Regions from separate parts of the Homo sapiens genome. Here region 1 is linked to region 2. Evidence: chromatin loops called from intact Hi-C (ENCODE). Cell type or tissue: tibial artery. All regions are shown on one strand. Each heading gives the region's core, and the rest is flanking DNA. Links, peaks and the distances in the headings are about the cores only.

Region 1 (2,918 bases), core at 102-2,601, 50 kb before region 2:
TCTTGAAGAAAAAAAATAGTCCAGTGCTTGTTGCTTTTGGAATCTACTTCTTATTACTCACGTTTTTTCCTCTCCAAATGAAAATCATTTCACATTTTGGTAATGCCTCTTGGCAGCATTTATTGAGAGCAGTCAACAGGCACCTCCAGGATCCAGCATGACCTGGCTATAGAAGGAGGAGCAGGGCATGGGAAACTATGTGATTTTTTAACACAGTCATTTGAAAGCAGGAGAGGCATTGGGCTTAAAACAAAGCACACTGTGATCCTTGTGTAAAGCAAGCATAAAGTAATGCTAAAAAGCATGGGCTTTGGCACATTTAGACCTGCTTTCAGATCCCGGCTCTACCACATTTGCTATGTGATTTGGAGCAGGTAGCTAGCTTATCCTCCCTAAACTTCAGTTTCATCATCTGTAAAATGGAAATTATAGTAAGACACCCTTCAAAAGACTCTAAGAATTAAATAAATTAATGCATGTAAGATTCTTATCTCAGTGCCTGTCATAGTAAATACAAATATTTATTGAGTGTGTACTCAGGCCATGCTAGCCTGAGGAGAGGGGTCCCAGAAATGATTCAATCCCCTGCCTGGAAGTCCCATCCAAGTCCTTCTTCTCTAATCAGGGTATTCCTGATGGTGGCTGGTATGGTCCAAAAGACCACAGCTGTCCTCCTCTTCACCTATTCTTGACACCTGGCCTCTACCAAAACTCACCCCGTGCAACTCAGATTTCCATTACACTTCATTTCTGATGCTCCAGACCTCCCCCTCTACCCCAGACTGATAGCCCTCCACTCCATTCCACGTTCTCATAAACAGTCACAGCTCTTTGGCTGCAATGACAATACTCAAACTAGCTAAAAGAAAACAAAACAAAAACTGTCGTGGTAATAAAGGGGTACCTAAGCGCTGCATAGAATCAAAACACAGTGGGACTTCACAGAACATCAACAGGGACAGATACAGCCATGGGGCGTCTACTTCTACGTGAACCTGTTAGAATCTCCCAACCCTCTCTGCCCTCCAGTTTTCTCTGCTTAGTCACCACTCACCAGTGTTTCACTTTATCTTTTAAGTTTCTCTCAAGGACAATCTGGTTTCCTAAGTCTCCTCCTATGCATAATCTGCCTTTGAGGCAGGTGCCCATCCATACTTCAATAGATGGCCAGAAGGGCAGGGCATAGGACATAAGCATGGCCAGTCATGCCCTCTCCTTCAGCAGAAGTTTCATAAGAGGTTTAATGCTCAAAGAACAGGTTATAGGCTGTCATAACATTATCTGTGTTGACATGAGGCCATTAATCCATCTCTGGTTTTCACTTAGAGGGCTGGGGAAGTCTGTTGGGAAGAAAGAATAAAGCCAAAGGAAAGGGTGTAGTGAGATTGGGGTGTACTGGCAAGGAGGTTTGGTAGAGGTAAGAAGAGGCCCAGTAGAGTAGACAACCAGAGTTACTGCCAAGGGCCTGGGATCAGAGCCAAGAAGGAGCAGTGCAGTGTCAAGTCAAACAAGTGAGGCAGGCTGGATAAACAGAAGAACCTCACAAAGGTCGGAGACCAACAGGGTTAGGAGCAACATGGAACCAGGTATAAATACAGGTCAAGGAACTGGTTCAGAACTAAGTAGAGACTAGCACCTGTGTGCTGAATCTTACAAGGAATTTGGATTGTCTTGCCATGGTGAATATGCCATTTTAAGATGGCTGTTAGGAGCAGGTCACCCTTTCACTCCAACAGTCACTGTATACAAGCCTCTAATGTAGGAAAAGTACCCTCCTCTCAAGTGTATGAAACTCCAGACACTTGTGGTACCCAATAGCATCTCTAGTGGCTCTGCTCTTTACCTTGATTTCATCTTTCAGGTCCCCACAGCCCCCATCTCCCTTGGAACTTCACGTAATTCCCTGAGCTCACACCAGAAGACCATTTGAAAGACCCTGCCTTGGACTTGGCTCAGTCTATTATTCCTCGCTCACCACCAATCTGTATCCAAGATCAACTTTATGCACCCACTTGCTCCCCTTAGGTGAGTTCCTTTTCTATCCAGTATTTATACTTCCCTTCAGGATATAAAGTTGCCATTATTCCATTATTTCTCACTTCTTAGGATCCTGGCCCAGCGATCAGCCATCAGACCTAATGGCTCTAGTCATTGTCTTTCCTAAGAGCCGCCATTAGGTAAATAGCACCCAAGATGACCCCCGGCTCAACAGTGTGCCTTCCCATCTGCCCAACACTCCATGGTCAGCCTGGCCTCTCCCCAGCCCCATTCTTGCATTTTACACAACATCTGGACTCCCTTCAACTCCTCTTTGACTTGTTAATTTGACTAGCATATTTACCTAGGACCTACTCTGTGAGAGACACTACCTAGGCACTTTGACAGCATTTTTCTTTAGTTTCTAAGAGTTTATACTCCGTGGGAAGATAAAACCTCTAAATCAACTATTAAAATATAATGTGATATATGTCCTTACATAATGATGCAACAGAATGCAGTGAGAGTAAGGAATAATAGAATTTATCCCAGGCTGGGGCAATCCTGGAAAGCTTCCAGGAGAAGGAGACACAAACAGAATTTTGAAGAGTCATACTAAACTGACTACCTGAAGAGGATTGAGGAGGAAGAAGATGAAGAGACAGAGCATTCCAGGCAGAAGAACACTATGCTCAAAGTAGGAGACCCGAAATGGACTATCGTTTGAAGAACTACACAATTTTTCAGCTGTATGGCATTTTTTCCCAGGAATTTATACTCTGAGAGGTAGTGTTGGAGAAAAAGGTAAGAGCAGGACCTTGAGGGGTGACTACCCAAGCTAAAGAGTTTGTGGAAGCTATCTATTGATTTTAAGTAGGCAAGAGATACAATTGAATCCATGTTGACGAGTTCGACAGAAGACAAAAGTATTGTCCTGTCTC
Region 2 (2,918 bases), core at 112-2,611:
TTTGTAGGGACATGGATGAAGCTGGAAACCATCATTCTCAGCAAACTATCACAAGAACAGAAAACCAAACACCACATGTTCTCTTATAAGTGGGATCTGAACAATGAGAACACATGGACATAGGGAAGGGAACATCACACACCAGGGCCTGTTTGGGAGTGGAGAGGCTAGGGGAGGGTTAACATTAGGAGAAATACCTAATGTAGGTGACAGGTTGATGGGTGCAGCAAACCACCATGGCACGTGCATACCTATGTAACAAAACTGCACGTTCTACACATGTACCCTAGAACTTATAATAAAAAAAGAGAGAGAAAAAAAAAGAAACTATGGATGACATTAGGTGAGGACTTACTATGCTACTTGACACATAGTGGGTCTGTGATTAGTCAATATACCTGATATAGTTTGGCTGTGTTCTCACCCAAATCTCATCTTGAACTGTAGCTCCCATAATCCCCACATGTTGTGAGAGAGGCCCAGTGGGAGGTAATTGAAACACGGGGACAGGTTTTGCCCTTGCTGTTCTTGTGATAATGATTAAGTCTCAAGAGATCTGATGATTTTATAAAGGGCAGTTCCACTATGCATGTTCTCTTGCCTGCCACCATGTAAGACGTACATTTGCTCCTCCTTCACCTTCCACCATGATTGTCAGGCCTCCCCAGCCATGTGGAACTCTGAGTCGATTAAACTTATTTTTCCTTATAAATTACCCAGTCTCAGGTATTTCTTAATAGCAGTATGAAAATGGACTAATAACATACCCACAGCTATCATTAGGATGAACTGATAGAATGTGGTGACTCACTAGATGTGGTGGCAAAAGAAAAAGAAAAGCTAATCAGACTCTGAAATTTCCAACTTGGGTGTCAGTGAGAATGATGGGACTCCTAATAGAAATGTGGGGAGGAAAGAGGAGGACAATTTGGGGAGAGAAAATAAAGGCAGGCTCTGGCCATGCTGAGTTTGAGTTGCTGGCAGGGCTCACAGAAAGAGATGCCAACAGGCAATTTGAAATTTGAGCTGTAGCTGAGGTCTGGAAACAAAGAATGGGGTGGGGGTGGGGGAATTGAAGCTGTGGAAATAATGAGGTTTCTAAGGGAGAAAGCTGCAGACGCAGATATTGGAAGGATAATGAGGAGACAAGTCTGGCTGGAGCAAAGGTTTCTAAGGGTGCAAAAGGGAGGGAGCACTGGGAAGGGGTTGAGCCCAGTGTGGCAGAACTTCAAGAGCCCTGTGGAGGAGGAGCTGAGACCTCAGTCTTCAGGCAAAGGGGGCCATGGTGGCTTTGAATGGGGAGGGCAATGATGAAGATCCTACCTGTTGTGCCAGAGCATCCCTGATGGGGCCAGAGGGATGCTCTTCCTCTGCCAGACAAGCAGCTACCACTTACAGCCATTTCACTGCAGTCTTAATAAACACATGTGAAGTACAGCAAACAACCTCAATGAACACGCTGCCTCTAGGTGGTGGGTTATGGGATTATAGGATTTTTTAATACAAAAAGTTAGATGAAAGTGAATTTTTTTAAAAAAAGGTCTGAGTGTGTACTATAAACTTGGTACATCAAAGCACTTTCAGCCTGAATATTTTGGAGAGATTTTTAAGGAGACAATGAAACCAAAGAATTAGCCAGAGTGACTCCATGGAATGGAAAGTCACATCTTGAAGGAGGAGGCAAGACAGGTGACCCCTGCTCAGCCTTTCCATCCTTTAGTCAACCAATATGTATTGAGGGTTGCCCCCACTCTGCCACTTTCAGGGGCCGTCATTCATACCACATGGAGGGTCAAGGCAAGAAGTAAACAAACGTGTCAGGAGTTGTTGAGTGCTGGGGTGAAAAATAAAACTGGGTGAGGGATAAACAGAAGACACAGCCACCCCACCTCAGGGAAGTTCCCTCCAAGGTGATCTTAGAGCCCAGACAGAAGGCAGTGAGGGTGCCACACAGCTCTCAGGGATGGAATGTTCCAGGCCAAAAAGAAGCAGCAAACACAAAAGTCCTGAGGTGGGAGAGGGCATGACACGTTTGCGGAATGCCAGAAGAGGTCAAGGCTGGCATCAGGGTGAGGCAAGTGAAGGGCCTAGGGTGAAAATTTAAGGAAGCCTTCTTCTCAAGTTCCTGTAATTGCCCAGGCAGATGGCTTCCTTTCTTGCTTCACCTCAGTCCAAGCCCTGGTGGCAGTAACTGAGTCTGGGACGGGAAGAGTGGCAGCAGGGCTCAGCGGCCACAGGACTCAGACAACGGGAGCAGCAGAGAACACAAAGCCTCAGATGGCTCACTGCTCTGTCTCCCTAAGAAACTCAATATGAAGGTCCAAGAAATCCTATATGCCTGGAGAGTTATCCTAAGGGTGAGAGGAGAGTTTGGACCCACTTCTTAGTTGACTGAAGGATCTTCACTAAGAAGCAGGAAACGAGTTGTCTCCCAACATGACAAGGCTGTGCTACCTCAGGTACACATCCTTCCTACTCTGGACCCACATTTCCTTTGCTGTACCATGGAAGGATTGGATTCAATGAACCCAAGGTCCTCCCACCAGGAACCAGGTCCAAAATTTTATGATTCTATGAGCTCACAATAAACCTTTTTTTCTAAAGGAGCCTGGGGGTGCAGGGAAGGAAAAGAAAAGGAAGAGGCTCAAAGGCCTTCCCATCAAAAGCTCAAAGAAGACAAACGTTTTGTTCTTCCTCCCCATGTATTTCTAAGACACCCAGAGCTAGTTTCAAATAACCTGCTGGCCCAAACTTAGATTCTGGAATCAATCTCCCTTCATGGGAAGAAAGAGTTTCGCTAAGTTTGTGATGACCCAGGTGTCACCAACAGGCTCAAAATCTGCCATCCTGGCGAATGTTCGCATGCTGAGGCCTCCACTGACCAGAACCACAGTGGACGCCTGTGGAAGTGACCACTT

Evidence for each region. A loop is a pair of places that touch in the nucleus more often than their neighbours do. Peaks named below come from ENCODE experiments on the same cell type or tissue, not always from the same donor. Only the 100,000 strongest peaks of a DNase experiment are listed, where the experiment ranks them.
Region 1: a loop joins it to region 2, with 2.2 times the contacts of the local background. A loop is called at or near these places in 6 of 110 quality-filtered maps.

What each region holds. Positions count from the first base shown.
Region 1 is chr1:55,633,292-55,636,209 of GRCh38, reverse strand. No RefSeq gene overlaps it. Among named protein-coding and RNA genes, the nearest start is that of LINC01753, 310 kb to the left of the region's middle. In tibial artery, for the core only: no CTCF peak of the experiment used is centred there; no DNase peak of the experiment used is centred there; H3K27ac peaks cover 2,500 bases.
Region 2 is chr1:55,583,240-55,586,157 of GRCh38, reverse strand. No RefSeq gene overlaps it. Among named protein-coding and RNA genes, the nearest start is that of MIR4422, 360 kb to the right of the region's middle. In tibial artery, for the core only: a CTCF peak has its summit at 1,391; no DNase peak of the experiment used is centred there; H3K27ac peaks cover 2,500 bases.